4 separate regions of the Mus musculus genome follow, and regions 2, 3 and 4 are each linked to region 1. A link is a loop called in an ENCODE intact Hi-C map of the cell type or tissue named here. Cell type or tissue: heart. All regions are shown on one strand. Each heading gives the region's core, and the rest is flanking DNA. Links, peaks and the distances in the headings are about the cores only.

Region 1 (7,894 bases), core at 1,764-5,763:
CCAACCTTGTTAAGTACCTTGTGTTAAGTACCTTGTATTTTAAACCACCATGCCATATAAACTTAGTGTATGTAACAGACACCCAAAACTCAAACAAACAAAAACAAAAACCTTTGGAGATGACTAGCTTATAAGCAGCAGATATTCATTTTCCAAAGTTTTGGGTGGCATAAAGTCCAGGATCATTTCGGTTGGCCTGGAGTCAGGTGATGTCCTGCTAATATTGTTCATGTATGATGGCACCTTGCTGAGGACTGTCTTCAGTTCTGCTTTTAGGAGGCTCTAATTGTACTTAGAATTATGCTTCATCCACCAATGAGTTACCGTGTCCTGATGAAAGTCATCATTGGTGATTAGGTTTCAGCAGATGTATGAGGAGAGGGACACAAGCCAGCTGGTGTGAGGGAATCATCCCAGGAGTCTCTGAGCTCAGGGAATGGCTTTGCTAAAGATACTAATGGGAGAGAGACCATCTTCATTGTATACAGAGTGACATCAAATAAGGAAACATTGCCTAAAAGGTCAGCTGGGTAGAATCCATTTATCAGGGCTTGAGCTAAGAGGAGCCTGGAGTAGAGAAGGAACCAGCAGGAGAGGAAGTAGCTGCAGAATCTTTGCAAAGATCTGGTGGGTTAGGAACTGCCGATTAGACACTGAAGATGATCCTGAATGGGAACATCCTCACATTAGTAAGTGATAATAACACGGATGTTAGAATGAAGTGGAAAATGTTGAATGTGGCAAAACAAATTAAATATCGTAGAGAGATCAGACTAGACTGAAGGGGAAAGTAGACACTGGCCTGGTCTCAGTGGCTGGAGATGGCTGTGTGGTGGTTTCTGTGTACCTGGATACTGATACTTATGTATTTCCGCCTAACTTTATAAACATGTGCATCTAGCTGGATTAGAGGTTTATGTCCTTTGTTATATCCTGGTTTAAATAGAAACCAAAAGGACTCCATTAGAGAGCAAGCATGAACAGTATGGTATTTGTCCTCAGCCTGTGAGAGGGTGAAGGCTTTTGCACATTTGCCAACTTTTTATTTATTCCTGATTGTATACTAGGCACTGAGCCAAGTTCTAGGAACATATACGCAACAGCACCTGTGGGTCTTGGAATCCCAGCTGTGAGAACACATTCCAGCATTTTGATGATTGTGCACTAGCAAGGGTGGAGACTGTGAGTGTATATCGTGACTGGGAATGCACCGGGAAGGGGCTATGGCTGGGAATGCATTTACAAAGGGTTCTGAAGGCTGGATAGGAGCTTACTCTAGAAACACTGATACCAAGAGCATTCTAGATAAAGGAGCAGGGTCTGTAAAGGCAGATACTCATGACTCTTGTGAAAATCACTGAAGCTGGGTCGCAGTACAGCCTGGTGCTGGTACAGAGAGAGCCTGGGATAAACTAACATTTAGAATTGTCACAAGACACAAAACTATCATGCTATACACAGAAGGACTTTGGGCTTAGATAACTCAAGCTTTCATTTGTTTGTCTGTTCATTCCTTCTCTCCGTGTTTATTAAATCCCTTTGATTTCCCTGGAATGGTCCAGACTTGGGGAGTAGAGTGGTAAATAAGACAGGCCAAGTAAGATGGAGTCAGCAGAACAATAACTAATGGAGAAAATGTTAATAATGTGGAATGACAGAGGTGAGGGCAGGGAACAACCAGTGTGGACTTCAGGGGGCTTGGGTGGCCAACAGGTCACTAACTCCAAGGGAGCTGCGTCTGCACGGTTACAAGATATCAAGGGACAGCAAAGCCTCTTTACTAAGCAGAGTTATGCCTTGGGGACAAGGAGTTTGACTTGCTACACAGCAAGTTTGGAGAACTGAACACAAACTCTGAATATAGTGTTTACATGATCTGGGAATAAATTTAGGCTTTGCAAGAACTTTATTCTAAATGTGTTTCTTCTGCGGGAGCAACGTGGATTTCTCAAAGTTCATTCCAGATGAGGCAGGCAAGTGGAAGGCCCTTTGACTAGGCAAAGAAGCGCCTTGGACCGGTGCATATCAGTAGAGATTTTGTTTGAGTGCTCACTTGGTCTGCCCAGAGCCCTGGGTTCCTACCCAGTTGAACTAAGTATGATGTATTCCTGTAACTAAGCCCAGGGAGAGAGAGAGGCAAGCAAGGAATCACAAGTTCAAGGTCACCTTTGGTTTCCTAGCAAGCAGGGGTCAGCCTGAGTTACATGAGATTCTATGGTATGGGGGAGGAGGCTGTCTGCATTCATGTATATGTATCTGTGCATTTTTTAAAAAGTAAATTTGTCTATATAGAGGAATTATAGTGCATGCTTTACAAGTAACAGTAATGCAATTTTATTGCTTTTTGCCACCCTTATTAATGTACAAGTATATTGGAACAGGAGTGCTTTGTGTTGACAGCAGTAAAACAGGAGAGTTGGACCCCCAGACTCCTGCCACTGAGGCCATTGCCCTTTTAGTTGTGCCAGGAAATACATTTCTTCACTTTGTATCTGTGAGCTGTTTCTGATGCAACAGCTCAATTTGATGTGAGGTTTTGCTAGCCTGTCATCTTTATCAGTTTCTTTGGCTTACAAAACTTTCTCTGTAAAGGGGCAGTGAATAAACATTGTAAGACAAGGCCAGTATGTAGATCTGTGTGCCGGGAGGGCTTTTGCAATACCTTGTTTGTAGTCAGACAGTTGGCCCATAGTCTGGACAGGTCACAGAACAAGGAATCAAGCCCTGGTTTTCATTTGCCACTTCCTGCAGTGTGAATTCTTTCCAACCCACAGTGAGTTCAGACTACTAGTGGCATCACTCAGTAGGCTTCTGACTTCTGTGCCTTGGTTGTCAGCTACAAGCTCCTGTCTCTGCAGTATCATTAACCAGTTGCTGAGCTGTGGTTCAAAGCTGTGGTTTTTAACTGGGCAGGTGTTTGTTTGTTTGTTTTTGTTTTTGTTTTTCAGATAAATGCAGATTGTGGGTTACTTGCAGGCTCTGGTCTAACAGGGCTGCAGTGAGTCCCAGGAGTCTGTGTGGTCCTTCAGGTAATTAAGTAAACATAGCCTTGCATGCCTGGAAGAAGCTGAGGCCTGCAAGCCCTGGACACTGGCATACAGCAGCTCAACTCAGGCTTTCTTGCACACTCTCTTTTCATGAGGTGCTAGCTTTCTCTGTTCCACACTCGGGTGTGATTTTAAAACTCCTTTCTCTGGAGAGCGCATCTCTAGTTAAAATACTCCTCTCTAAAAGCTTAGCTTTTACTTTATCTTTTCCTTCCTTCTACCCAAACTGTGTTCATTACTGGTTAAAAAGATGCATGTCTATAAAATTTAAATTCTGTGGGTTAGGAAGTCTTATTTTCTGACTTGTATTTGGTACACGTTAAAGTTTCTAGAATTTTCGTTAAGGTCTTAGGTATGGATGTATAGGCATAATCTTTTTACAGATACAGTTATTTTGTTTTTCTTATTTGGAGAATAAGCAGCAAATATTATAAAGTAAACTTTCCTGAATTTTTAATTTACTTTTTATTTTCTTAGTTTTCGATTGAATTCTTTGTGGTATACAGCTGTTTCCATAAAGCCTTATCTATGTTATTGGAAATATTCAACACTCAAAATTAAGTGTTGAGATTTGAAACTCTCCTTGTTTATTAAAACAGTTTGGAAAAATAAGTTGTGTTGAAAAGTCAGCATGGAAAGCCTATCTCATAAAGCAGCAATCTGCAAAATCTGTACCGAGAAACAAACATAGACAGACATACGGTTTCCATAGCAATGAAGCAAACTGAGAGGTTTCCATGCTTTGCCTTGTGTTATGGTAACTTTCACGCAGATTCTACTGCCCTCTTCTGGTAGAGATCAAAATTGTCTCCAAATTAACACAGGATTTTGTTACTCCTGCCCAATGTTTTAGAGTTGAGATGCCTGTGTTTGTCTAACTTACATTATACATAAGCACATTTAATTATATGTAGCAGAATGATATTTTCAACATACATGCTAAAATTATTACCCTGATTTTTAATGGTCTTTAGAAATGCATTCCTAGCCAGGCGTGGTGGCGCCCGCCTTTAATCCCAGCACTTGGGAGGCAGAGGCAGGTGGATTTCTGAGTTCGAGGCCAGCCTGGTCTACATAGTGAGTTTCAGGACAGCCAGGACTATACAGAGAAACCTTGTCTCGAAAAACCAAAAAAGAAAAAGAAAAAAGGAAAGAAAGAAAGAAAAAAAGAAAAAAGAAATGCATTCCTTATCTAAATTTCTTAGTTCTTAATAAAGAAAAGTTATTTTAAAGTTTATAAATATCATCTTAAACATACTCTTAGGCATTAAGAGTTACTTCTGTTACCCAGTTTACAGGGGTTTCTACTAATGTAAGTTCTCCTCCGGGTTATTGTGAATCACTTTAAAACCTGGTGAAACAATTTAAAATTATAAGATCTAAAATCAAATTAATTAAGCATAGTATGAATGCAGACTGTAGCACACAGGACTCTTTCCATTTACTAGCTGGCCTATTCTGGAACCAGCATTTCTTGCTTTTGTTATTAGTAAGTTTTGCTTAGTGAGTCATGTACAACATCAGTGACACTTGCTCTTTATAAACATGACAGGCATTTGCTAGCAAGTCACTGAGGTTATCTTCCAAATCTAAATTCAGATCACCAATGCTTGGTGGAAATTTTCTGAGCTGAAGGTGTTGTTTGGGAGTGGTGGAGTTAGTGGCATTTTTGAAACTGGCAGAATTAGGCGAAATCCAGAACTCCAGGAGCTTTGGCCACCACATGGAGCTTCAACATCAACTGATCAAGCGTCAGATTGTTGCCCACAGTTGCACTGTGGTTGAATACTAAGAACTGAGCGGTTCATATTTTGCTGCCAAACAACCAAAGAAGCGTTCCCTTTAACTTAGTTTCAAACTTCCAAAGCCTTACACAGTAGCCAGAGATGACACATTTAAACTCTAAGGGGATTAGTTTTAGCAAAATTCTGCTAATGGAGCCCTTCAGTCAGCCATGGAGTCCTGATTTCTGACTGGGAAGTGGACATCACAGAAGCGTGAGGCTGGGAAAGGTGAGAGGATGGGAAAGGCAATCTTGGAGTACAAAGGAAATGGCTAAAAGGGGTGTTTCTTCCCATGATGAAAAACCAAAACTTTATGTTGGTCAGAAATCATTTAAAGGTGCTGCTCTCCATGTAACGTTTGCCTGCTCAGTTCACTTCAGTGGACTCCACATTTCAGAATCCCAGTGAGATTGTCCATGCAGAGCCATGAGATTGGGTCATGAAATGTGTCTGTGTTCTAGCCTACTGTTCTGGGCGAGAAATCGATCCATTTACCTAACTAGAACCACTAACCCCCAGAGGGGAAATGAGGAGCCCTCTTTTGTCTTAAAGCAGGGCCTTGCCAGAGTCACACACACACACACACACACACACACACACACACACACACCACACCACTAAGGCCCACTCGGTCAGTCGGAACCCACTTGCATAGTGTCTCTTTGCTTCCTCTGCCAGTTTGTTCTAGCATGTTCTTCGCCCTTGTGACTTTTGTTATTCTCCCTCTAATGGACCATCTTCCTGCTTTTGAGTGCTCTGGTCTGTGTGTCCTCAGAGTTTCACACAGGCAAAACTTAGCACATAGTTAATGACAGGTAATGAGACCCCCTCAGTTAATAGAAAGTGGGCAGCCAGCCCACAAGCTTCAAAGGCTGAAAGTAGAAAATAGTTTTACTACTATATTTGTCTGTTCTAACATAGCTAGATTGGGAGAATCCCCCATACAGCCTTTTAATTACATATATCATATATTTCATAATGGCCTTTACCTCTTCAAAGCAATTTCTTAATCTTTATTCTACTGGTTTTGAGTCTTACTGTGTTATGAAAAAATTAGAAGGCTTATTATTAGTCCTTCTCACAGTTGACCAAATTGAGGCAAACGAGATTAAGTGTTTTTGTCGTTGCAGCTATAACAACATAATTTTATGTAAACTGGAATACAAATATCCGTTTAAGCTTTAGCTGTATCTATAACTCTATATACATACATACACATTATACATTGTATATGTGTGTATATATACATATATACACACAACACTGTATGTGCTATATGTTTACATATATGCTTGTTCAAAATACTTTATTTATGAAAATGTAGTGTTTTCTTTAGACCCTGACAGTCATATGAGTGTTTTTTTCATAGACTTGAAAAGGCTGTGAATCTAATGGTTGTTTACTACTTACTAATGAGGAGAAAATACTTCTTACACTTAATTTACTTTGATAGATGTTTTTTCCAAGACCAGTCAAACCTGGCACTGTGTTATGTGTCTCACTGAGTGGAGAGGAGGAAGATAAAAGGATATAATTAATTATAAGACCCAGGTAAGATTCCCACGCTTAAGGAGCTGTCCATCCACAGGGAATTACATCAAGCCCAAGGCTGGCATGGGCTCCTGACCCTAACTGCCTCGTCCTGCTCTCCTGGAGTTCTGCTGCCTCTCCTTAGTAGATGGGAGGACTGTGCTTGGTGCACTAGATTAGGAATCACTGTGCCCTGACTGCTTGGCACACCCACTTAGAACAAGGGCCAGTGAATGGTCTCTTCAACACAATCATCATGCAAGTTTGTTCCCTGAGAGCCTTGTTAGAGAGTACAACTTGAAAACTCTTTGCCATAGCCACACAGACTGGTGTGGTCTCTGGCATTGAAGCTTGCATGTTCGTGTGCAAACATGAGGAGCGCAGAGCCAGTGCAGGAAGTGAGAGCTTGCCAGTGGCAGTGAAAACTTCAAAGCAGGGGTAACCACAGGATAAACTGTTAGCTAGCCCAAGTTTCTCGATGGCAACCCCCAGAGAATTTTGTTAGTCTTCCCTGTTTCCATGATATTGTTCCCCCATGTTCTTGTGTCCCCTGAGTCCTGCCTGCTTTGCAGTACTGAGGCTCTAGACCATATAACTGCTTCTAGCCATCAAAAACAATTCTCATTTAGACTAGAGGGTTGAAATACTTCAAGGTATTTGAGACTCCAGTTTAAGGAACTAAGATTGGAGATTGTTCATTAGAGATAATCACACTCCCTCCCTTTCTCTCTCCCTCCCCCTTTCCTTCATTTTCCCTCCCTCCTCCCTTCCCTCTCTTCCCTCCCTCCTTCCCATTCTTTCTCCTTCTATGTGCTTTGACAGGGAAAATATTTTAAAGGCAAAGCAAAATCTATTTATGACAAGGAGCTACTGAGAACACATGTTGCACACGAAGAAGGAGCTAACACATGCCAGTGACTTAAGCTAACAAAGGGTTACTTCTCTTTCGAGATTGGGTTGTTAGGGTTCTCTGTATCCCAAAACACTCACTAGCCAGGCTTGAGAGTACCCAGTTTCTGTTCTTTCTACACCAAAGGGAAGAAAACTACACAGGGATTCTCAATGGCTCATAAATTCTGTGAGCTGAATGTGACGACACTGAGGGACCCTGGAGAGATAGGTGGCTGTCACATGTATTCATCTTTTGAACTAATAGCTACATAATACTGGACACAGCATAGACAGTAAATGCTTATTACATTGACACAGTTTCCAGGTACTCTGATGTCTTTGGGGGTTACTCTGGACTGTCTTAGACTGGAAGAAATAGCAAAGCCCATGAAGAAAAGCCCAAAGAACCTCCACAGACTCAATCATTCCTAGTACCTCTGAGATGCTGAAGATAAGGGGACCTGGAAGCCCTTTCACTCTGTCCCCGAAGGATAGATTTCCAGGGTGGATCATTCCTAGCCTAGTCAGTTTCCTGGATAGCATCTTCCTGCTGACTCAAGAACATAGATCCCATAGAGGTGTTCCCTGTCTGCTGCCTAGCACATGAATTAGCCCATGAATTTGTTGAATAACCAGTATGTG
Region 2 (7,894 bases), core at 1,343-5,342, 340 kb before region 1:
TCTTCACAGCAATAAAACTCTAACTAAAACAGAAGGGAAGAATCTATATAATGAAAACTTTAAACCTGTTAAGAGATAAAGACACACACACAGGAAAGACAACCCAAAATATATAATTTGTATATATTGAGGGAATAAACTGCTAGATAAAGTTGGCTGCTTCTTTTGTTATTGCTCATATCTAACCCACCAGCAAAGCAGAAACATTGTCTGGATCTGATCATGTGTGACTATTCCACCTATTACCTGCTTCCAGGCAGCTGCAGAGGCTTTTGTCTAGATTATCAAATAGCCTCCAAACTGGTCCTCCTACTTTTACCCCTGTGCTTGTATCATCTGGGATAGGGTAGCCAGCCTGATGAAGTTAAAGTTATGTCACAGCAATCTCTGATGCTGTGATTGGTCACTTGGGAAAACCAGAACTGTTACAGTGGTGTTCACATGGCGTTCACGGCCTGCGTAAGTTGCTCTCATTTCCATCCCGTCTTTGTTCAGCTGACAGACAAGCTCCATAGGGTCAGGGAGTTTTGTCTGGTCCCCGTGTCCTCTCTTGTGCTTATAGCAGATCTCATTGGCAATGAACATTCAGAAAATAGTTGTTAGATATGTGAGGCAATTACTTGGTTTTAACAAAACCACTTTCTGTTGGTTATGATAGATAACACCAGCTGATATCTTTCATTTAAACTGGTAGTAAATGGATATAGCTATTATTCAGTGTAGGAATGGAGTCTATATGTCCACAGAAGTAAGAGTTCCCTTTTCAAATGCTAATACATTGCTTGTGATATTGGGGTGTGTGTGTTTCCTGGAAGTTACTGGCCTAGAATGTCTTTTAGACATATTACCCCTAAACACAGAATTATTTGATAATTGTGGAGTAAATTTTACTTCCATTCATTTTATTGTCACAATTTTTAACGCTGTTGTCTTAGTTAGGATTGCTATCATTGCATCAAAATACCATGACCAGAAGCAATGTGGGGAGGGAGAGGTTTATTCCTGTTCACACTTTTATGTAACAGTTCATACTGAAAGCCATGAGAGCAGGAACTTAAGCAGGGCAGGAACCTGGAGGCAGGAGCTGATGCAGAGGCCATGAGGGGTGCTGTTTACTGGCTTGTTCATCATGGCTTGCTCATCCTGGTTATAGAGCCCAGGATGACTAAGCAGGACAGTCCCACCCACCATGGGCTGGGCCCTTCCACATTAACCATGAATTAAGAAAATGATGGACAGGCTTACCTACTGCCTGATCTTATGGAGGCATTTTTTTCAATTGAGGTTCCCTCCTCTCAGATGACTATAGTGTCAAGTAGACAAAAACAAAACAAAACCAAGCTAGAACATCTATGAATATAAACACAAAAGTGTAATATACATATGTATATACATATATATGTCTATACACACACACATACACACACACACACACAAATTTAAATGACCATCACAATTGTAGGCATCTCAAGAAATAGTATATTGTCTGGGTGACAAATAGATGACTGAGCAGTTAAGAGCACTGGGTGCCCCTCTGGAGGACCTGAGTCCAGTTCCCAGGACTGATGGTGATAGGCCCAGGTTTAACTTCATGCTTGCACTATTTGCTGAAGATGAAGATGTTGCTTTTCACCAGCATTTGCTTTTAGCATCTTTGTAAAATACTAAGCGCCTGAAATGCTGTGTACTCATGTTTGGTTCCTCTGTGTCAGTTTTTATACCAGTACCATACATGTTGTTTTTATTACCACAGCTATGTGATGAATCTTAACATCTGGAACTGTTACCCTCCAGCAATGTTCTCTTTTGCTTAGGATTGTTTGGGTTCTCTGGGATCATTTGTGAGTCCATATGAGTTTTAGAATAGTTTTTTTTTTTTCTTCTATTTCTCTGAAGAGTGAGATGAGGGTTTTGGTTGGGATTTCATTGAATCTGTAAATCGCTTTCTGAAAAATGGTCATTTATGTGGAAAAAAAAATGCCACAAAATGGCCCAGTTTGGTGGTTTCATGATGCCATAGCTTATGCAGGCCAAATTGGTAAGCTCCAGGCTTAGTGAGAGGTCCTATCTCAAAATAATGTAAGGAGTGTTCAGGAAAGACCTGCATGTAGACGCAAACAAATAGACACAAAGACATATACACCTATGCATACGAGTGCACACACACACACACAGAGGGGAAGAGAAAGGAAGAAAAGGGAAGAGGGAAAAAAATGGGGGGGGGGGGAGGTCAGGGGAGGGAAAGGGAGAATGAGAAAGCTATGCTTCTGAGTCAAAAAGTAAAGACAGAAGACAAGCCTGTCCACGGGAGTGCACGAGGAGTTACCCAGGTCGCTGGAGTAAGGCCTCTCCAGAGACCAGTGTTAAGGGCAAATTTTTGGCTGGTGTCAGAACCAGAAAAAGGGAGAAAGGAGGCAGCAAAAGAAAAAAGCTGCCTTTCTGGGATCTCAAAAAACACACAAGCTTACCAGGAAGGGTCTGCTAAGGAAGGAATACATAAATGCATCTCATTACGGTTTATTTATTTACTTATTTTAGGTTTGAGGCAGGGTCTTGTGTAGCTCAAGCTTCCCTCAAACTCGATGTGAGGATGACTTTAAACTTCTCCTCAGGTCTCTACCTCCCAAGGCTAGAATTACAGGCACACACTACCAAATGGTCTTGGCAGGCACTCCGCTGTGCAATAACCCAGGTTCCTCCCATCTTAGGTCTTGTATGTTCCTTTCTACCTTCTGGCTTCAGTTCTCTCTCTTCAGATGACAAAATAGAATTTAGTCCTATGCAGGTGAAGTGCCTGCTTGTCTTCATCAAACCATGGACCAAGTCGTGTGCAAAAGGGGTTATTGGCATTAATCGTACTATGGCATTTGTAGCATAGACTGAGAGACACCACATTTGTATTCATGTCTCTAAAGGGTTTCTAGATATCTGCTGTCAGCATCAGAATGGATCTTACTGTCGCGGAGCATGCAATTTCTGTCGGAGGAAGGAAACGGGTGTGTGTTATGTCCCAAATGGTGCCTGGAAAGCAGCTAGTTTAAAATAGCCCTTTATTTGTCCCTGTGTATAATTCCCTAGCACGGGGGAAGTCCACAAACCAACCAACCAACCAACCAACAAAACCCCAAGAATCTGTGTTTGACCCACGTTGATTCACGTAGGGTTACAATCCTTTTGTTGGTGTTGTTGAGCCTAGCATAGTATCTTGGCTGTTGTGGGTGCCAAACACGACAATACTTAACAAACATCTATCTCCGCTCAAGCAAGAAACAGTGTACAAATACAAATGGAGACGCCTCACGTCCAGGAAGCAAACCAGGGAGGATAACAAGTGGCAGAAAACCATGCCTTAATGTTGAAAAAGCCTTCGCCAGGAACCTTCAACTAACTGTATACCTAAATGGGGAACAGCAACTAAAGTAGAGGTCTCAGCGGCTGGCCACCCTTCTGCAGCTGTGGTCCAACCAAGGCCAACTTAACCTGGCTTGTTTTCACAGCCAGGCAGGGTGCTGAAGCAAGGTAAACCGAGGCTCTAGAGGTCTCCAGGGCCGGACTGGACTCGGGCTGGGAGGGAAAGGAACCTTGTTCTGAGGCGTGGTCTCTCCCCCTAAGCCGCCCACCTCAGTTTCCTGTGTGGGCCCGGCAGCCTCACCCCTGATTCATCCAACAGCCCGTAGCTCGGTCCTCCAGGCAGCAAGTTTGTTTCCATGGAACTAAAACAGCTCTTTAAACCAACCCGCTCGCCAGCAGGGTTGCTCCGGCACGCAGGCGCACCCGAGGTGAGGCATGCCGGGAAGTGTAGTTTTCCCGGCCCAGCAGGGCCCTCCACTTGGGGAGGGACCCTGGCCGGAATCCCTCAGTGCTCCGGGAAACGCGAGACCACGTGACCCGGATGACGCCAAACTCCATTGTGTTTCCAGCAGAGCACGCTGGGAAACGTAGTTGCTGCCCTCTCCTCGATTGGGTCGGCTTTGCCCTAATTACTAGGCGCACCCTGCAGGAAGCAAGAAGAGGCCAAGATCAGATGTTTTCAGTTGTTGGAGAACCAGAGGACCAAATAACGTATGAACTATGAGAAACTAACAAATATTTTGTTAATGAACACAAGAATGTAAAAAAAATCAGCTCGTTCTTGTCAAAAGAATCCACTCGGTCCTCTTTCATAACGATCAGGTAGAGAGTAAGCCACGCAGACGCTACTCTCTAGTCTTCTGTCTCTTCAGCGTAGATTTTGATTCCTTGTTGACAGGTAAACGAAGCCGGTGGAAAGGGAGGAAGGAAGGGAAAGAAGGGAAAAGCCGGGGAAGGAGAAAAAAGGTGTCATGTTTTTCAGTTTTGCCTTAAAAGTGTTTACACTTCGTGAAAACCCTCCTATAGTTAAGAACGTGGTATTCAACTTCACCTGAGTTTCAGGACACAGGACCAAATGATTGGTACCCCACACAGGGCAATCAAAGCTCTTCCTTCTGGCTGAGGGAATAAACCTGATAAACCTAGTCTGAGAGTTGAGTCTGAGAGTTGTCACTTCGCAGGTGTCTTGACAGAAATGCTATTCTGATTCTTTTGGTGACTGGGGCCTCCTGAGCAGGGGGGAGGATACCTGCCCATTGAGCCACAGCTGTTAAGACATTCATAAGACTGTGAATGACCCATGAAAAGAAATGCCTTTGTTCAAAAACAACTTTAAACATAAAAATGAAAACGCATTAGTGCAAAAAAAAAAAAAAAAAAAAAAAAAGCTGGTAATTTTCAGTGTATATATGATTTCACTTCCATTCAACAAGATTTTTCTGTAGAACAGATGAAGGACACATGTATGCACTCCCCAGAAAAGCCTCAGGCTTTGGTGAGATGAGAAAATTCACAAGCTCACGTCTCCCGATTAGGCAGTAGTCAGAGAGTTAAACTGAATTAAGTCGGTGCCTTTCACTTCTTGTGTCCATCACCTGGCAAGTAAGAATTTAGGTCAAACAATTGCAAAGTTGGAGAAATGGATTTAAAATTTTCAATATTGATAATAAATTTATCAGCTAGAGATTCGGTTTCTCTTTAATTGAAAATTCATCACATTCAACATCTAATTTTGTGGTTGGTTTGGGTGGATATTTTTGTTTATTTGTTTGTTGGGTTTTTACTTTTTGAGAGTCATGTTAATATAGTCTAGGTTGGCCTTGAACTCAAGAAAATTCTCCTGTTTCAACCTCCTGAATGATAGTTTCAAACATATATTGCCATACTCTGCTTCTAATGTTGTCTTTGAAGAGACTAGACACACTTTATTTTTTTTGATCTCCCTCCAAATTTTCAACTAATTTTAAAATGTTGACTTGTGCTCGCTTCGGCAGCACATATACTAAAATTGGAACGATACAGAGAAGATTAGCATGGCCCCTGCGCAAGGATGACACGCAAATTCGTGAAGCGTTCCATATTTTTAATAATCAGAACAACAAATGCACTAAATAAAGATAGAATACTAAAAGCAGTAAGGGGAAAAGGTCAAGTAACATATAAAGGCAAGCCTATCAGAATTACACCAGATTTTTCACCAGAGACTATGAAAGCCAGAAGAGCCTGGGCAGATGTTATACAGACACTAAGAGAACACAAATTCCAGCCCAGGCTACTATACTCAGCCAAACTCTCAATTACCATAGATGGAGAAACCAAAGTATTCCACAACAAAACCAAATTCACACATTATCTCTCCACGAATCCAGCCCTTCAAAGGATAATAACAGAAAAAAACCAATACAAGAACGGGAACAACGCCCTAGAAAAAACAAGGTGGAAGGTAATTCCTCAACAAACCTAAAAGAAGACAGCCACAAGAACAGAATGCCAACTTTAACAACAAAAATAACAGGAAGAAACAATTACTTTTCCTTAATATCTCTTAACATCAATGGTCTCAACTCCCCAATAAAAAGACATAGACTAACAAACTGGCTACACAAACAAGACCCAACATTTTGCTGCTTACAGGAGACACATCTCAGAGAAAAAGATAGACACTACCTCAGAATAAAAGGCTGGAAAACAATTTTCCAAGCAAATAGTATGAAGAAACAAGCTGGAGTAGCCATCCTAATATCTGATAAGATTGACTTCCAACCCAAAGTCATCAAAAAAGACAAAAAGGGGCACTTCGTTCTCATCAAAGGTAAAATCCTCCAAGAGCAACTCTCAATTCTGAATATCTATGCTCCAAATACAAGGGCAGCCACATTCATTAAAGAAACTTTAGTAAAGCTCAAAGCACACATTGCACCTCACACAATAATAGTGGGAGACTTCAACACACCACTTTCACCAATGGACAGATCATGGAAACAGAAACTAAACAGGGACACACTGAAACTAACAGAAGTGATGAAACAAATAGATCTGACAGATATCTACAGAACATTTTATCCTAAAACAAAAGGATATACCTTCTTCTCAGCACCTCATGGTACCTTCTCCAAAATTGACCACATAATAGGTCACAAAACAGGCCTCAACAGATTCAAAAACATTGAAATTGTCCCATGTATCCTATCAGACCACCATGCACTAAGGCTGATCTTCAATAACAAAAAAAATAACAGAAAGCCTACACTCACGTGGAAACTGAACAACACTCTTCTCAATGATACCTTGGTCAAGGAAGGAATAAAGAAAGAAATTAAAGACTTTTTAGAGTTTAATGAAAATGAAGCCACAACGTACCCAAACCTTTGGGACACAATGAAAGCATTTCTAAGAGGGAAACTCATAGCTCTGAGTGCCTCCAAGAAAAAACGGGAGAGAGCACATACTAGCAGCTTGACAACACATCTAAAAGCTCTAGAAAAAAAGGAAGCAAATTCACCCAAGAGGAGTAGACGGCAGGAAATAATCAAACTCAGGGGTGAAATCAACCAAGTGGAAACAAGAAGAACTATTCAAAGAATTAACCAAACGAGGAGTTGGTTCTTTGAGAAAATCAACAAGATAGATAAACCCTTAGCTAGACTCACTAGAGGGCACAGGGACAAAATCCTAATTAACAAAACCAGAACTGAAAAGGGAGACATAACAACAGATCCTGAAGAAATCCAAAACACCATCAGATCCTTCTACAAAAGGCTATACTCAACAAAACTGGAAAACCTGGACGAAATGGACAAATTTCTGGACAGATACCAGGTACCAAAGTTGAATCAGGATCAAGTTGACCTTTTAAACAGTCCCATATCCCCTAAAGAAATAGAAGCAGTTATAAATAGTCTCCCAGCCAAAAAAAGCCCAGGACCAGATGGGTTTAGTGCAGAGTTCTATCAGACCTTCAAAGAAGATCTAATTCCAGTTCTGCACAAACTTTTTCACAAGATAGAAGTAGAAGGTACTCTACCCAACTCATTTTATGAAGCCACTATTACTCTGATACCTAAACCACAGAAAGATCCAACAAAGATAGAGAACTTCAGACCAATTTCTCTTATGAATATCCTCAATAAAATTCTCGCTAACCGAATCCAAGAACACATTAAAGCAATCATCCATCCTGACCAAGTAGGTTTTATTCCAGGGATGCAGGGATGGTTTAATATACGAAAATCCATCAATGTAATCCATTATATAAACAAACTCAAAGACAAAAACCACATGATCATCTCGTTAGATGCAGAAAAAGCATTTGACAAGATCCAACACCCATTCATGATAAAAGTTCTGGAAAGATCAGGAATTCAAGGCCCATACCTAAACACGATAAAAGCAATCTACAGCAAACCAGTAGCCAACATCAAAGTAAATGGAGAGACGCTGGAAGCAATCCCACTAAAATCAGGGACTAGACAAGGCTGCCCACTTTCTCCCTACCTTTCCAACATAGTACTTGAAGTATTAGCCAGAGCAATTCGACAACAAA
Region 3 (7,894 bases), core at 2,256-6,255, 200 kb before region 1:
GTGCCTCATCAGCATTCAGAATCTTTCCATGTAGTGGTTGTCCATCCTCTGACTTTCCATTCAGGGTTGTGTGGTCTTTCGAGGATTGGTGGAATTCATCTGTAAAACTATTTAAAATTTTTGGAGAATTTCTGGTTTTTAAAGATGCTTTTCTAAATTCTTTCAAATGTATTGGTCTATGCAATATTTTTAACTTTGAGGTTCTTTTTTTATTAAAAAATTAAGTTGTAATGGCATATACACACAAATAATGACTTTAAAGTTATTTTAAGTTTGTTTGTTATTGTTGTTGTTAGTGAGTGTGTGTGTGTCTATTGGGTGACACAGTGCATGTGGAGGTCAGAAGATAACTTCAGAAGTTTTTTTTTTTCTCTTTCTAGGGTGACATCTAAACTCAGATGTGTATGGCAAGTGTAGTCACTTGCTGCACCATCTAGTTGACCCTGAAAGTTCATTTTTAAACTATAAAGTGTGGTTATTGTTATGCTATTACTGTTATTTTGAGTTAGTCATTAAAAGCCTGTTTAAAACACTATGGAGTCATGGCTGACCATTCTTTCTGTAGATTCCTATGACCATCTGGAGGCGCAGCCCACCAGCAGGAAACTCAGGAGTGGGGCTACCGTAACTATAGTTTTCCAGACTCATGTAGAACTGTGGTGTGTTCTGGGCTTTCTGGCTTTATGCTTCTCAGGAACTTGCATACCCTTTGTGAGTTCAGGGTTTAATTTTGTATTTTTTTTTTTGAATAAAAATTGTAGATAGTGGGGCTGGTGAGATGGCTCAGTGGTTTGGGGTGATTATTCTTCATGCAGAAGACCCAAATTTGGTTTCCAGCACCCACAGTGCGTGATTCACAAGCACTTGTGTGATGTGTATGTGAGTGTATGTGGAAGTCAGAGGACAACTTTCAAAAGTCTCTTCTCTCTTTCCAGGGATGTCAAGGGATCTGGCATCCATATACACGTGTAGTCGAAAATAAAATCATTAAAAAAAACTGTGGCTAGTAATAATAATTGGTAAAGTTGAAGAGTAAATGAGGTGAATGTAAAATATAGCAAGCAATTTCAGAAACAAACATTTGTACATATAAAATTAATAACAATAGAGTAGCCGGACATGGTGGCGCACACCTTTAATCCCAGCACTCGGGAGGCAGAGGCAGGCGGATTTCTGAGTTCGAGGACAGCCTGGTCTACAAAGTGAGTTCCAGGACAGCCAGGGCTATACAGAGAAACCCTGTCTTGAAAACAAAACAAAACAAAACAAACAAACAAACAAACAAACAAAACAAAACAAAACAAACCACCACCACCAACAACAAAAAACCAGTAGAGCAAAACTGTGCTGAGTGTGTGTTTTGTGTTTGTGTTGTTTTCCTTCTGAGATTGAGAACTGCACTCGAGTCTTTTTTTTTTTTAATTAGATATTTTCTTTATATACATTTCAAATGCTATCCCGAAATTTCCCTATACTTTCCCCCAACCCTGCTCTCCTACCCACCCACTCCCACTTCATAGCCCTGGTGTTCCCCTGTACTGAGGCATATAAAGTTTGCAATATCAAGGGGCCTCTCTTCTCAGTGATGGCCGACTAGGCTGTCTTCTCCTACATATGCAGCTAGAGACAGGAGCTCTGGGGGTACTGGTCAGGTCATATTGTTGTTCCACCTATAGGGTTGCAGACCCTTGGGTACTTTCCCTTGGGTACTTTCTCTAGCTCCTCCATTGGGGGCCCTGTGTTCCATCCAATAGATGACTGTGAGCATCCACTTATGTATTTGCCAGGCACTGCATAGCCTCACAGGAGACAGTTATATCAGGGTCCTTTCAGCACAATCTTGCTGGCATATGCAATAGTGTCTGGGTTTGGTGGCTGATGGATGTCAAGTCTCTCCCAGTTTTCCTGATCATTTTCTCTAGCAGATTCTTCTGGGCTATGACCTTTGCTACGACAGAAACCCACTACACCTGTTAACAGAATATTGACTTTTCTCTTTCCTAGCTTTTTCAGCTGTTGGCCCTCTGTGTGGAAGAGACGTGAGGATGGACTGGTGAAAGGCCACCTGATAGCAGTGGACAGGAGGTCTTCTCTTCTTCCTGATTATCTTTCTACTCATTGTTTGGCTGATAGTAAAGCATCCAATCTGCCACTGTACTTTCTCGGCCCATTTCTGCTCTCAGAGTTGAGGTAGAAACACCTCCTTTCTGACCTCTTTAGTCTTTTCTGTCCACATAGTGTCACAGGGACTCCATAGAGCCAAAGGAGTGTGTTCACCTAGAACTTGGTCCTGCGTTCTTGAATACATCTAGATGCTTCAGGTACATGATTCTCCTGATACAAACCTCCAGGCCTGCAGATGCTATTTGCTTGAGTGTATTCATAGGATTTTGCCTGAGGCTAGCCTGGGAAGCAGTGTGTTCCTTCTTGGGCCCAAGGGATTTCTAATGGGCAGCTATTTGCAGAAAGTGCAAATGAGCATGATGCACTCCAAAGTTATGAAGAGGGTAGAGCTCAGAGTGGAGAGAGAAGAGCCTGGTATTTTTAGTACCACTACAATCTGGCTAGTGTAATCAGTTCTAACCATATCTTCTAGGTTCAATAAATAAGAATAGGAATATTTACTTGGCTTAATTTATCACCTTCAAATATTTAGACATGGATATTAGGCCTTCAGTTTTGCTCTTGCTCTGAAAATTGCAAATGGTAGAGGTAGGTCTAAAAAGAACATTATCCAGTTCTCATGTTGCCCCATCTGCAGTCCTGAGGAGGATCAAGCCAGGCAAAGAGCATACAGGTGCTCACCCATACAGGTGCTCCATCTGCCAGGATCCTTCACTCCTTAGCACAGTGCCTGACATAATTACTGGATGGATGAAGGGTTGTGGGATCGTGGCTTAGTGGAAGGGAAGATTTGCCCAGGGAAGGGTCCTTGCAGTGCCACTGGCTGCAGTGGTGTGTAACGGGCTGAAGAGGCAGTTGTACTAGGGCGTTCCCAGTGTCTGAGTATTTGTTTGTTTGTTTGTTTTTTGTTTTTTTTGGGCTCATCTGAACTTTGAATTTGAGGGATAGTATTAGGCACCCTCAGCTATGTGAGCTTGGTATGTGTTTTTATTTGCCATTTATCAGTAGCATATTTTCTCTCTGAGGGATGGGAACATCACAGTTATTTCCCCATTTGGGTTTTTACCACACATACTCATTATATGCAGTTTAATGAGGTTTGGAAGAGACAAACAAAACTACACTACGGACATGTGAAACAAAGTAGAAGACAAATATGTAAGAAATACATTACCAGACAGCCATTGTGATTGTTACTGCCCATTTAAACTGTTTTTTTTAAAGCAAAATGAAACTATTATATTTTATGACCTTTTTCGTATATGCATTAGAAGTTTTAAAAACATTTAAAAAAATCAAGTCATATGAGACAGAGTCAAGGAAATGCAAGGATTACTACTGAAGGGTGCTTTCATTGATATGCTGGAGGTGTTTGTGGTGTGACTTAGGGAGCTCTTGGTTCGTTTGAGGGACTGTATAGAAACTGAGACTTAGAAATTGTTATGGTTGCTGATGTTTCTAACCAGGGAAGTCTCAAGTGCAGTAAACTGTCTCAAGTGCTCAGGAGAAGTGTAGAGGCTGTGACCAAACCAGGAGCTGCTCTGTACTGACACTTAATTTGAAACCTGAGTTGCTTGATATGTACATGTAGTACATGTAGGTGAAGATTTTGAGAATAATCTACATTTTAAGTAATTAATTTACTTGTTATGTATTTTGAGCAAGGGTCTTTGTTGTTTTGGCTGAACTTGCGCTTTCTATTCTTCTGCCTTGGGTACGCCATGGCAAGATAATGGGATGAACCAACATGCCTGGCTTTCTTTATATTTAAAAAGTTATCTTTTAAAAAATAAACAAAGCAGAAGAAACCCTGTACTCTCCTAATATGAAGCACATGAAAAACTTAGGGTTGCAGTGTTAATTTGAGAATTGGTTGGTTATTTCTAAAAAAAAAAGGAATCAATTTCTGTTTTGTCAACTTCTTTCTGACGTGCTACAGTATTTGAGAAAAGAGTTTTACAGTAAAGACAATGTCTCCGGAGCACTCGTGGTCTGTCATAACATATAATTTAACATTGTCATGCTGATACGTAAAGTTTCTTAAAAGGAGGCGTTAAAAACATGTTTCTGCTGGGACTGCCAAAGTACTTTGTATCATGCAAAAATTCTGTGCCTTGATTAATTACAGCGAACTTATTTTGTAAGTAAAAGTAGAGTAGGCAGTTTCCTCTTAGAGTCATTTTTTTTTTAAATTTCTCTGTCTTTTATATTTTGATGAGAAAAAAAATCTTTATTCTGGGATATGACTTAGCCTAGCCAATTAGGGCAGGAAAACAAGGCTGTTCTCACTCTTAGAGCCATGCCTCCCATCTGGTGCCCATGCCTGTCCATCCAAGTCAACTTTGACCTTGGCTTCTGCAACCTCGAGCCTTAGAAAGTCAGCATTGCTGACTTGTGGGAGACTTGGGTGTTGGGGAAGCCAGAAGGAATTAGCAGGAACATGGCCAGGAATGGAGATGAGGTGGAGGACTACAGTTGCCTCACATTCTTCCTGTGCCGTGTAGGCAAGTCCTTCCCAAGGGCTGCCCTGAGAGCATTGCAGTGAGTTCAGAAAAACAGAGAATGTACAGTTTTTATGAAAGCAACAGTTGATAGTCTTAAGACGCTAAATTGTATAATGAAATTAGCAGTGGTATTTTTGTTGTTATTGTTCACTTAAGTTTAATTTTGAGACACAAAGTTTGCTGTGAAGTCCAGGCAGGCCTCCAAATTGAGATTTTCCTGTCTTAGCTTCCTGAGAGTTCTAGGATTAAGGGTGTGTACCACTTTATCTGGCTGGCTCTAATTGTACTATTTGAAAACATCTTTGTTTGAAAAAACAAAGTACCTGGGAAATGTTCCTGGGATTCTCCAGTGAGACCCCGGGTTCTGCACTTATTCTCTTAGTGAGAGAAACAGCTGCCTTTTGCTGGCATTATTTCTGTGCTACTCCCCTATTGGTGTGGATTATTTCTCTGCTCATATCCTTTAATACTCAAAGGTCATGTGTCAGAAAAAGATGTGTATGAAGGAGACGTTGCCTAAGGTCAAGTGATGGAGAGTGAGATCTGGACTTTTCTTCCCTTAAAGGTTGGTGATAGCCAAGTGCTAGATCTTAGCTAGTAAACCAAGAAAGCATTGTTTATGCAACTCTGAGCATACAGATATATAAGATGGGCTCATAAAGCAAGCATTACTGTTGATAAATTATAAAGATTTGTAATGCACACATGTCCAAACATGCCATAACTCATCTGTAGAGGTTAGAGGACAGCTTTTAGGAGTCAGCTTGTCCCTTCCTCCACATGTGTCCTTGGGATTGAACCTAGTTCACCATGTTTGGCCACAAGCTTTTCACTTGTGTCATATTGCAGGGCCCCCAACTTCTTGGATATACATGTAACTTTGCTATTTATTAATATTAAAAGCCTTTTTACATATTAATGAGGTGTATTTGCTTCATTATCTAACATAATATGTCAAAATATACTAGTTCCATTCTTGCTGAGGAACAATGAGAGGGAAATATTAAAGTCTTCATTTTTGTAATTAAGCCATTACATTTATATAGGAGCAGAAACCCGTGTGAGTAGTGAAGAGACCGCAGTTGATGACAAGTAGTGGTCTCAGATCTGAAGCACAGTGTTGCTGGCATGGAACCCCCAGGTACACCTTCACTGCATTATATTTCATAACAACAACATCTCCTGCAGTCCTCACATTCCGTTCATTTGTTTTTTTCTTACATTGGAATTGTAAAGGTAAGGGCGGTGCTATTCATCTAGAAAATTTAATTATGAGCAAAGGGTTTGCATTATCCATTTTTTCTTTGTGAAAAGGGACATTTTGAGGATATTTGACAATAAAACTAAATATTTAACAACTAGTCTAGGCTGTATAGAACTTAGTCAACTTCCCCCCAGGGACCACCAGCAACAGCAACAGCAGCAAAAACAGAAAGAGGAGAAATTTAATACACAGGGGGCTAGGCGGAGGCAAAGCCAGCTATTGCTGAAAGGTCATGGAACAGGATCCTCAACCCAGAACAATCAAGAACAATGGAATTAAGCAAATTCCCGAAGGAAAAGAACGTTTTGAGTAACTTGAGATCCTTAGGGAGGGGTTAGATTTTGGTCAGCATTAGTACTTAGGTATTTAGTGCGTATGCTTTCAGTTAATTTTATCTCTTTAAAAGTGCGAGCATTTTAATGTATTGTTGAGCCCAACAGTAAGAAACAAGCCCAGCTGTGTGCTTTACTTCAGTGTGGAAAATTTACTGAATGGAGACTCTGGGTTAGCCTTCGAGAGATTAGCAGTAGAGATAAAGTGTGTATGAAGCTGCTTGTAGATTCTAAAAATAAAACTGGCATCCCCTTCCAAAACAGGGCCGGTCTAAATAGCCCATTTCTTCTAGCATTTTCAAGCCTTCAAAGGGTTCCATTGCTTTGTAACTGTCAGATGCAAATGCCACTACTTATATTTATGATATAAATATTTATATCAAATATTTAAATTAACAAGTATGGCTTAAAACAGTTAAGGATGATGCTTGGCGAAGTGGTTCACTTCCTTATTCCTGGTGTTCTGGAGGCAGAGGCAGGTGGATCGAAGTGAGCTTTAGGCCGCCCTGGTCTACTTAGTGAGCTCCAGGTGAGCTAGGCTGCATAGTGAGACCCTAGCTCAAAATGAAGGAAAGGAAGGAGGAAGGAAAGAGGGAAGGAAGGATAGAAGGAAGGAAGGAAGGAAGGAAGGAAGGAAGGAAGGAAGGAAGAAAGAAAGAAAGGAAGGAAAGAAGGAAGAAAGAGAAGAAGGAAGGAAGAGAGGACGGAGAAAAAAGTTAAGAGTGCTTAGTACCCTCAAAGGTCCATAAAACAAATATTTTTATATACTATGTAACAAGTGGGGATGAAGAAACAAATTGTGGTAGAGTCATGTGATGGTCATATGTTTTTTCTTTAAATGATATATGCTGAAAATATTTAAATAACTGAGAAATACAGTAGAATGATAAATGAAAAATTTATACATCTTTAAATTATTGAGAGTGACAATAGCTCTTGATGGTCCAAGATGCCTAGCCTTCCTGGTGCTAGGTGGGTGCATTGTTACCAGTTACCACTGTTATGAAATGTAATGTGACAGACAGCTGTGTGTGTGTGTGTGTGTGTGTGTGTGTGTGTGTGTGTGTGTGTGTACCTGGCAGGCCCATGCCAAGGTGTGCCCTGAGAAATCATGCAGTATAACAAATCTGATATAAAGGAAGTTTCTTTGAGAGAAGGGAAGGGGAGTAAGGGCCTGAATAAGGATCAGAGCTGTGAGGGCGGCAGGGGTGGAGGTGGGGTGGGGGGTGCACAAATGACAGAGAAGGACAGGAAGAAGGACAGAGAGAGAGAGAGAGAGAGAGAGAGAGAGAGAGAGAGAGAGAGAGAGAGAGAGAGAGAGAGAGAGGAGAACGTGGGTGACAAGTAGTTCTTTTATAAGCCACACTCAGGTGATGGTGTGTCTCTGGGAGGAGCCTAGCAGACTCACCTGTAAGCTAGCACACTGGCCTTGTAATTCATTCATTCAGGCCAGCAGTCATTCGTGTGGCATCTGCTGCACCCAGGATTGAGCTGGGCTGGGACACAACGATGAATACAGTAAATAAAGCGCCCAAGCGCTTCAGTATTTGAATGCATACTTGCTATTTACTCATAAACGTTTGCTGGTAAGCTATAGAGTTCTAGTCAAATGTCACAATCTGCATTCCTTTCTTGGGTGAAAGGCTTTGTTTGCTTGAGGAATTGTGATG
Region 4 (7,894 bases), core at 1,445-5,444, 70 kb before region 1:
CTCTTCCCATTGATGACCGACTAGGCCATCCTCTGCTACATATGCAGCTGGAGCCATGAGTCCCACCATGTGTTTTCTTTGGTTGGCGATTAAGATCTTCTTGTTAATTGGGAATTTAGTTCCTGCTCTATGTACAGTATTGGGTATATAGTAAATTTGAAATCGATTGTAAAAGTAGTTTGTGCTAGGGACAAGCAGGATCCTTTATATAGGAATGGGGGAGGTGGGTGCATTTAAGACAATGGATGGTCCAGAATCTGGGAGTCAGCTGAGGTGCCATACCTATGTATGACGATCAGGCCTGGAGACCTATTCCTGTACTGTGAGCCTTCCAGTAGCCCAGGGGAATCTGCTGTTCTCTCACTAGAAAACGGCCGAGAACTCAAGGTTTTGAACTGTTTTTCACTGAGAATGAGATCAGAGACACTCTGTTATTAAGTCTGCTGTAAACTGGCTACAGCCACCTTTGATGCTAATAAAGAGACTGAATTAGTGTTTTCTGGGCCTATTTACTGATCTAATAGTGACTAAGGCCATTATGAACCCACTGGCAAGTTAGTTAAGATGCTGCAGTTTTCAGGAGTGTTACTTGACGGAGGCAGAATAATGTACAAGCACCTGGCTTTGAGCATTGTTTCGATCTGGGTTCAAATCATGTCAATCATGAATCTGCGGTCTCTTCCTCTGTTCGTGGGTCTAACCTTGCTACCGACTTCATTCTTAGAGCACTGCGGTAGCAGTCAGCAGAATGTTGCTTTGTTCGTTTGGTTAGTTGGTTTGTTTTGTTTTTACAGACAGGGTGCCTAGCTCTGGCTGGCCTCAAACTTGAGCTGCCTGTGCCTCAGCCTCTTCACTGTTGGAAATGCAGTTGTGTGCCAGAGACCATTTTAAAAGCAAAGTCTTTATGTTCCTGGCACATAGTAGGCACTCTATCTACATTTGCTACTGTTTCCCCACGCAGGAAAAGCGTGATGATTTGTCCCAAGACTGCTCGGGGTTTGTCAAGTATGGCTGGTGGGCTTTCCAGCACCAGAACTCGCATAGCTCAGTGGATCATTAGAGCATCCAGGAAGTGGGTGTTAGGGTCACAGGAACAACACAGAAGAAAATGCAGTTGCCAGCTGTAAGGGAGAGCTGACACCCCATCTACCTCCTTCCACAGGAAACTCACCACAACACTAGGACATTTCACCTTGTTTACCTGCAGGCGTTGGAAAGGTTTTATAGTCTTAGATTGCATTCAGCAAGTACTTAGTAATTGCAGGGTGTGATACAGATGGGCTCATAGCTTCACAGAGCACTTTTCTATTTAAAATACTAATGAGTCTGAATTGGGTATTCCCCCTCAAACTCTTTTGAGTATAAGACAAGGGGGCTGAAGAGATGGCTCAGTGGTTAAGAGCACTGACTACTCTTCCAGAATTCCTGAGTTCAATTCTCAGCAATCACGTGGTGGCTCACAGCCATCTATAGTGCGATCTGATGACCTCTTCTCATCTGTCTAAAGACAGTGACAGTGTATTCACATACATAAAATGAATACATAAATCTTAAAAAAAAAAGAGGCAAGGGTACAAGCTGTATATTTTTATTTTTGAAATTTTCTGCCTTTCCTCCATCCAGCCTTTCCCATGTACTCTCTCAAAATCATGGTCCACTTCTTTAATTATTCTCTCTCTCTCTCTGTCTCTCTGTCTCTGTCTCTCTCTCTCTCTGTCTCTCTCTCATTGTGTGTGTGTATTCCTAAATACAAAACTATAGTCTGCTCAGTCTGTATATGTTACATGTATGTATCTCTCTCTCTCTCTCTCTCTCTGTCTCTCTCTCATTGTGTGTGTGTGTGTGTGTGTGTGTGTGTATTCCTAAATACAAAACTATAGTCTGCTAAGTCTGTATATGCTACATGTATGTATTTTTCGGGGCTGGCCATTTGGTACTGGGTGACCAGTTGGTGTGCTCTGGGGACAACCATTTCTCCTGCTCTCAGCATTCCTCAATTGTTTGTAGTTTTTTGTCTACCATTGAGGTTCCATGGGTACTGTGGAGGCAGCCATGTTGGTGAGACCTCACATGTGTAGCTTCTGCTATTTCCAGGAGATGAGCTCTGACATCACACTTCCTATCTTCTGGCTCCTGCTATCTTTCTGCCTCTTCTGAAATAATTCCTGAGGCTTAGGTTGGGGGTGGGGGGGTTGGGCTGCAGATCAGTTGGGGCTGGACAACACACGGTCACTTCCTCTCTGCATTTTAATCAGTTGTGGTTTTCTGTGATATCTGTCTGCTATAAGGAAATTTTTCTTTGATGAAGGGTGAGATCTATACTTATCTGTTGATATAAAGATAATTATTTAGAGTTAAGAATTATTTTTGGTTAATAAAGTGGGTTCTCCTTCTTTATCCAAGGCTAGCTTTGGGTAGTTGGCTAGGTTTCCAGGACCAGACATGATTTTCTTCTTGTTGAGTGTCCCTTCCAGTTAGAAGAGCTATTGATTACTGCCAAGGTATATGCACCAGTATGACAACCTTTGGGCTATCATGTCTTGCAAATCATTGCTTTAGTTCATAGGGATCTTAGATAGGTAGGATGCCTGGTTGCTTCCCTTTCTTGAGTGTTTTCATGCTGCCTTCTGGTATCACAAAAGCTAGTCTTCAGGTGGGAGGCTTTCAGGTCAGATCCATCTAGGCTCTCCAGGTTTTGTGTATGAAATCCATGGTGGTGTCAGCCTCTGGGAGGCAACTGAGTATAACAGAAACAGCCTGTACTGTTTTGGCAGACTCTTGGAAATCCTGATGAACAACTCAAAACAGAGCTTCTCACACCTTTTTGTGTTTTGTTGTTTGGTTGGTTTTTAATTGTTGTTGTTGTTAAATAGTCTATGGCTCTTGAGTTGGAGCATTGTCAGCTCAGATGGGAATACAGATACACACACAACAGAAAGAGAGAGAGAGTGTGTGTGTGTCTGGAAAGAGAGACCCATCTATACCACTCCTCTCATCATATGCCCAAAGGACTGGACATCCTACTCCACAGACGCTTGCTCAGGCCATGTTCATTGCTGCTCTATTCACAACAGCTAGGAAATGCAAACAAACTGAAGGTCCTTCAACTGATGAATAGTTAATGAAAATGTGGAGCATATACACCCTGGGGTAATATTCAGCTATAAAGAAAAATGAAATTGTCAGGTAAATGGATGAACCTAGAAGAGATCATGTTGAGAGAGGTAGTCCTGACCCAGAGAGCTCCAAATCTTCAGATGTGAATACATAACCTGGAGTAACTATGGAAACCAGGAAAGCAGAATGAAGTCATAGGAGGGGGAGTGATAGAGACAATAGTAGTGTTGAAGTGATTTGATGGGGGGAATGGGGCCTTTAGTTAGGGAGGGGAGAAGGAGATTAATACAGAAGAGAGGAGAGGGTAAAATAACAGGAAGAATGTCTAGAGAGTTATAAGGAATTATTTTATTTTCTATCTACTTAAATTACATATAGTACATATAAATCTGATACTAGCTATACTTATTATTGTAGCCATTTATTCATTAAAAGTAAGGTCAGAAGATAACTTCTGAATTGATGACTGTTTGGAGACTTTCATTAAAGCTATATATTGTTTGCAAAGGCTCTAGTCCTTTTTAATAATTTGAGGTGATAAGTCTACAGATTCCTCACTGGACTGATGTGGCTGCTCCCAGTCCATTCACTAGCTTCAGGGAAGGCCATAGCTGATAAATGGGAGTGGTGTACTAGAGATTCCAGAGAGCAGCTTCTCTGTCCAGACTCTATCAGACTGTGTGTGTGTGTGTGTGTGTGTGTGTGTGTGTGTGTGTATAACTCATTCCTTGGAATTCTCCCATGGAAAAGCAAAGGAAGGAAGCCGAGGGGAGGATGGGGCGATTACATCCTGTACCCTTTCCAGGGAGTGGCCACATCTGCCTCAGCAGAAGGGACATAATGGGATGTGTTTTTTCACTTAGGATGCCTGGGCAGTAACAAGACTTGATGTGTGGCCAGGGCAGCTCAGTGTTGTTCTCAGCTGGACAGGACTGTTCTGTATAGGTCACCTCTAGTTCTACCTAGTATTTCATTTCTAGAACATCCGAGGAGCAGGGAGAGGCAGAGCATCAGCCAAGTGGACTTGGCAGGCCCCCAGGAACACCTGAGGACTCCGGGCCTGCTGTGGCCTTGGTTCTGGCTGCCGCTGTGACGAAGCTGCCAAGGGTCTAGGCCAGGTGCATGCTTTTAAGCAGAATGTGACATATCCCTCTTGCTGCTTCCTGCGCCGGGATCGAGCTGATGGATTCTTCCTAGCAAAGACACAGAGGAACTCTTGGGGACTCTTAAAGGTAAGGTACAGGAAAAGTCTGGACTCCTACTTGACTTCCTTGTCCAAGTGTAGGTTTGTGCCTCTCTGTGCCTCTCTCTGAGAAGTTCTTCAGTGTAGTCCTCTCCATTGGTTACCAGTGGTGACTAGTGAGCTGTGTGCTGTGTTTGCCATATTTAGTACTTGACAGCATGGTGCAGGAGACCAGTGCAGGGATTAAGACAGGAAACTTCTGTAGGAAACAGGAAGTCCCCTTGTTGACTTTTTGAAGCCCCCACCACCACTCCCCCACCAGCCCCGTTTGAGTGGATTGCTTCACTGTGTGTGGTAAGTACAGCTTCTCTCTCCAGGAATATTTTTTTAAAGTGCTGAGACTCTGAGCCTAAAGCAGGTTAGATTATCTGCCCCTGGAGAAAGTTACTTATTGATTATTATTTTTTTTGTGTGAAATTTGAAGCTTTTCTTTCAGGGCATGAGGTGCTAAAGCATGTTTCTCTTCAAAGGAAGCAGTCTGTGGACGAGCTGTGGAGACGTGTCCCAGAGACCATGATGTAACAATGATATTAAAATTAAAAACAAAAGGGGGTTATCCATGGGTGACACAAGGCGACAGGGACACCGAGACACAGAGATAGATAGATAGACAGGATTTTATGTATTCCAGCTGACCTTGAAGTTCCAATAGCCAAGGATGACCTTGAACTTATTATCTTCCTGCCTCTACCTTCTGAGTGCCGGGCTTACAGATATGCGACACTGTGCAAAATTTATGACGTTCTAGGAATCAATCCTTGGGTTTATGTGATAGGCAAGCACTCTTCAACTGACTTCTGCTCCCAGCTCTGGAAAGGTTTTTGTTGTTGTTGTTGTTTTGGTTTGGTTTGGTTTGGTTTGGTTTTGGTTTTTAAAAATACGATAAAGAAGGGTTTTGTAATCAAAACCCATTATTGTCATTCGTCTTGTACACGTGCTGCTGAAAAATTTGTTCTGCGTTCCTTGTGTAGAGAGAAGAGGGCACCTCTGTGTGGTTCTAATAGAACTAGACTAAGGTGCATTAAGCATTGAGTGACTTCCATTCCAGAACCAGGCAGGTCTACAGAGCTATGTGCCTTGTGGCAGTTTCTACTTGCTATACAGTATTCTTACATACAAGCACATGTGCCAGATGTGCAGCCTTGTGGCAAGTGTTGGTTAAGAAAGAAGAGTTTGGGGCTGAGGAGAAGCTCAGTCAGTAACGTGCTTGGCACGGAAGCATGGGGACCTGAGTTGAGATCCCCAGAACTTGTGTAAGATGTTGGGATCAGCAGCACATGACGGTAACCGCAGTGGTGGGCGGGCAGGAGGATCCCTGGAGCTCACAGCTCAGCCATTCTAGCCCATTGGTGAGTGTGGCAGTGTGTGCTTCTAACTCCAGTGCTGGATCAACAGACTGGGACAGTCCTTGGGTCTCAGTAGGCAGCTAGCCTAGCCTGAGTGGTGAGCTCCAGGCCAAGGAGAGACCTTGTCTCAGTCATTGTGAGGATGGCGCCTGATGTTGTCCTCTGGCTTCCAGATGCATATATCCAAACACATGAGAAAACACACACACACACACAGAGAGAGAGAGAGAGAGAGAGAGAGAGAGAGAGAGAGAGAGGGGACACACACCACAAATTGAAATAAAAAAACTAAAATGTGAAAACATGGAGGAATGTGCTTTGCATATGAAAATCGGCTTCCTTTGAAAGAAGGTTGAGGTAGATGAAAAGTTCTACAAATGTACGTGTTTCACTCCCGTGGTTTCCAGGCTTGCACCGTCTATTCATATCCTCACTGCAACCCTTCTAAGCCAGGTACCATTAGAATTTTATACACTAAGGAAACAAAGCGCGTGCCATAGAATGGAGAAGTGAAGCTGAAACTTCTCGCTCCTGTAGTCAAACTGCTGCCTCGACAGTCAGAGGTGCAGTACCCATTGCATCTGCAGGATAAGCTCTGCACGTGAAGACAAGCACACTTCTCTTGACACATAGAAAGTCCATGTGGACTTAGTGCTAGTGATGTAGATGTGGTGTTGCATTGAGGTTTCTGCTAAGGTATAGAGATTGGGAGCCTTCTGTGCTGACTGAGTACAAAGCTGGGCTTTGAGGAATTGTTTGGATAAAGAGAGGGGCATAGGGTAGACCTAAAGAATGAAATTATATGATGGTGGTTTGATGTGGAGAGGTGAGAGGTGACTAAGCTACCTTCCGGGGTTGCTGAACTAGAGTCAGAGCTGGGTCCGTGGCCTTTTGCTCTAAGGGTGGAGATTTACATGTGCCACAACTCTGTTCTTCCCTCCTTAAACTTCCAGTCCGTGACGTTCCAGCATGCTCAGTGTGGATGCTTGCAGTGGTATGGCAGACAGTGACATGCAGTGTGTAGGAACATGGTCTTAGGGTAGGGGTCTAGAGTTACTGTGTAGGTACTGGAGGTCCTCATCTTGAACATATTTCTAAAACCTCTCTGATGTCACTTCAGAGAGCTGTGGGTGGTTTTAATGAACTAATAGAGTTTAAATGCTAGGACAGGGCTTGGCAGCAGACATTATGTAGTTACGTATCTGGACTGTGGACACTCACTCCATCAGAACAAAATCTCCACTCCTTTCCTCCCATCTGAGTCTTTACCACATGGGACACTGCCCAGACAGTAGTGGTACTCAAAGAACATTTGTTGAACCATGTTTTAACACTGTTACTTTCTCCATCCTGTCTACGATTGTTACTTTCTTTTGATCTTTTGAGGCTTAAACTGTTTAACTATCTTTGACCTACTAACAGGTTTCCCCAAATTAAAGCCTGTACGTTTCTCCAAATTAAAACCTGTAGAAAAAGATATTTTTTTCTGTATTTTAAGTGGTTTTCCTTAGGATACAAAATAATGGGTTGTGAGTTGTGTACAGTCATGTGCCATTACTTTGTTCATATTCATTCTCTGAATTATCTGCCTTGACCTTTCCACCTCCTGCTGCTCTGCTTCCTTCCTCCTTTTAAATGGTCTTCTTCCTCCTGCTTTTATGCTTCTCGAGCGTGTGTGTGTGTGTGTGTGTGTGTGTGTGTGTGTGTGTGTGTGTGTGTGTGTATGCTGAGCAGTGTAAGCTATGTCTATATTTAACTGACCTATTGTGCTGGCTTTTTTTACGTCAACTTGACACAAGCTAGAGTCATCATAGAGGAAGGAGCCTCAATTGAGAAAATGCCTCCGTAAGATCCAGCTATAAGACGTTTTCTTAATTAGTGATTGATGTGGGAAGGCCCAGCCCATTGTGAATGGTGCCATCCGTGGGATGATGGTCCTGGGTTCTATAAGAAGGCAAGCTGAGCAAAACATATGGAGCAAGACAGTGAGCAGCACCCCACCGTGAACCTCTGCATCAGCTTCTGCCTCCAGGGTCCTCCTCTGATTGAGTTCCGTCCTGATCCTGATTTCCTTCTGATGAGCAGCAATATAGAAGTGTAAGCCCAATAAACCCTTTCCTCCCCAACTTGTTGGTCATGGTGTTTTGAAACAGCAATAGAAACCTTAACTACAACATCCATAATATTT

What was found. Peaks named below come from ENCODE experiments on the same cell type or tissue, not always from the same donor. Only the 100,000 strongest peaks of a DNase experiment are listed, where the experiment ranks them.
Region 2: it touches region 1 in a loop (3-fold over the local background); 2 of 42 quality-filtered maps call a loop at or near these places.
Region 3: it touches region 1 in a loop (2.6-fold over the local background); 2 of 42 quality-filtered maps call a loop at or near these places.
Region 4: it touches region 1 in a loop (2.3-fold over the local background); 2 of 42 quality-filtered maps call a loop at or near these places.

The regions. Positions count from the first base shown.
Region 1 is chr1:53,905,231-53,913,124 of GRCm38, reverse strand. The region is part of intron 13 of Hecw2 (HECT, C2 and WW domain containing E3 ubiquitin protein ligase 2); the gene reads left to right. Among named protein-coding and RNA genes, the nearest start is that of Mir7681, 60 kb to the right of the region's middle. In heart, for the core only: a CTCF peak has its summit at 3,845 (motif pointing left); no DNase peak of the experiment used is centred there.
Region 2 is chr1:54,246,644-54,254,537 of GRCm38, reverse strand. Ccdc150 (coiled-coil domain containing 150) reads right to left here and starts at 3,855. Exons shown (of 28, transcript NM_030025.2): 1 at 3,653-3,855. The coding sequence starts at 3,709. Gm51622 (a long non-coding RNA gene) reads left to right here and starts at 3,925. Exons shown (of 3, transcript XR_003947818.1): 1 at 3,925-4,249. Gm25829 (a small nuclear RNA gene) reads left to right here and starts at 5,330; the gene lies at 5,330-5,436. In heart, for the core only: a CTCF peak has its summit at 3,776; a DNase peak (open chromatin) is centred at 3,857; H3K4me3 peaks cover 1,564 bases; H3K27ac peaks cover 1,324 bases.
Region 3 is chr1:54,107,680-54,115,573 of GRCm38, reverse strand. The region is part of intron 1 of Hecw2 (HECT, C2 and WW domain containing E3 ubiquitin protein ligase 2); the gene reads left to right. Among named protein-coding and RNA genes, the nearest start is that of Hecw2, 83 kb to the left of the region's middle. In heart, for the core only: no CTCF peak of the experiment used is centred there; a DNase peak (open chromatin) is centred at 4,513.
Region 4 is chr1:53,974,650-53,982,543 of GRCm38, reverse strand. All of the region lies in intron 2 of Hecw2 (HECT, C2 and WW domain containing E3 ubiquitin protein ligase 2), which reads left to right. Among named protein-coding and RNA genes, the nearest start is that of Mir7681, 130 kb to the right of the region's middle. In heart, for the core only: no CTCF peak of the experiment used is centred there; a DNase peak (open chromatin) is centred at 3,923; H3K4me3 peaks cover 1,393 bases; H3K27ac peaks cover 1,443 bases.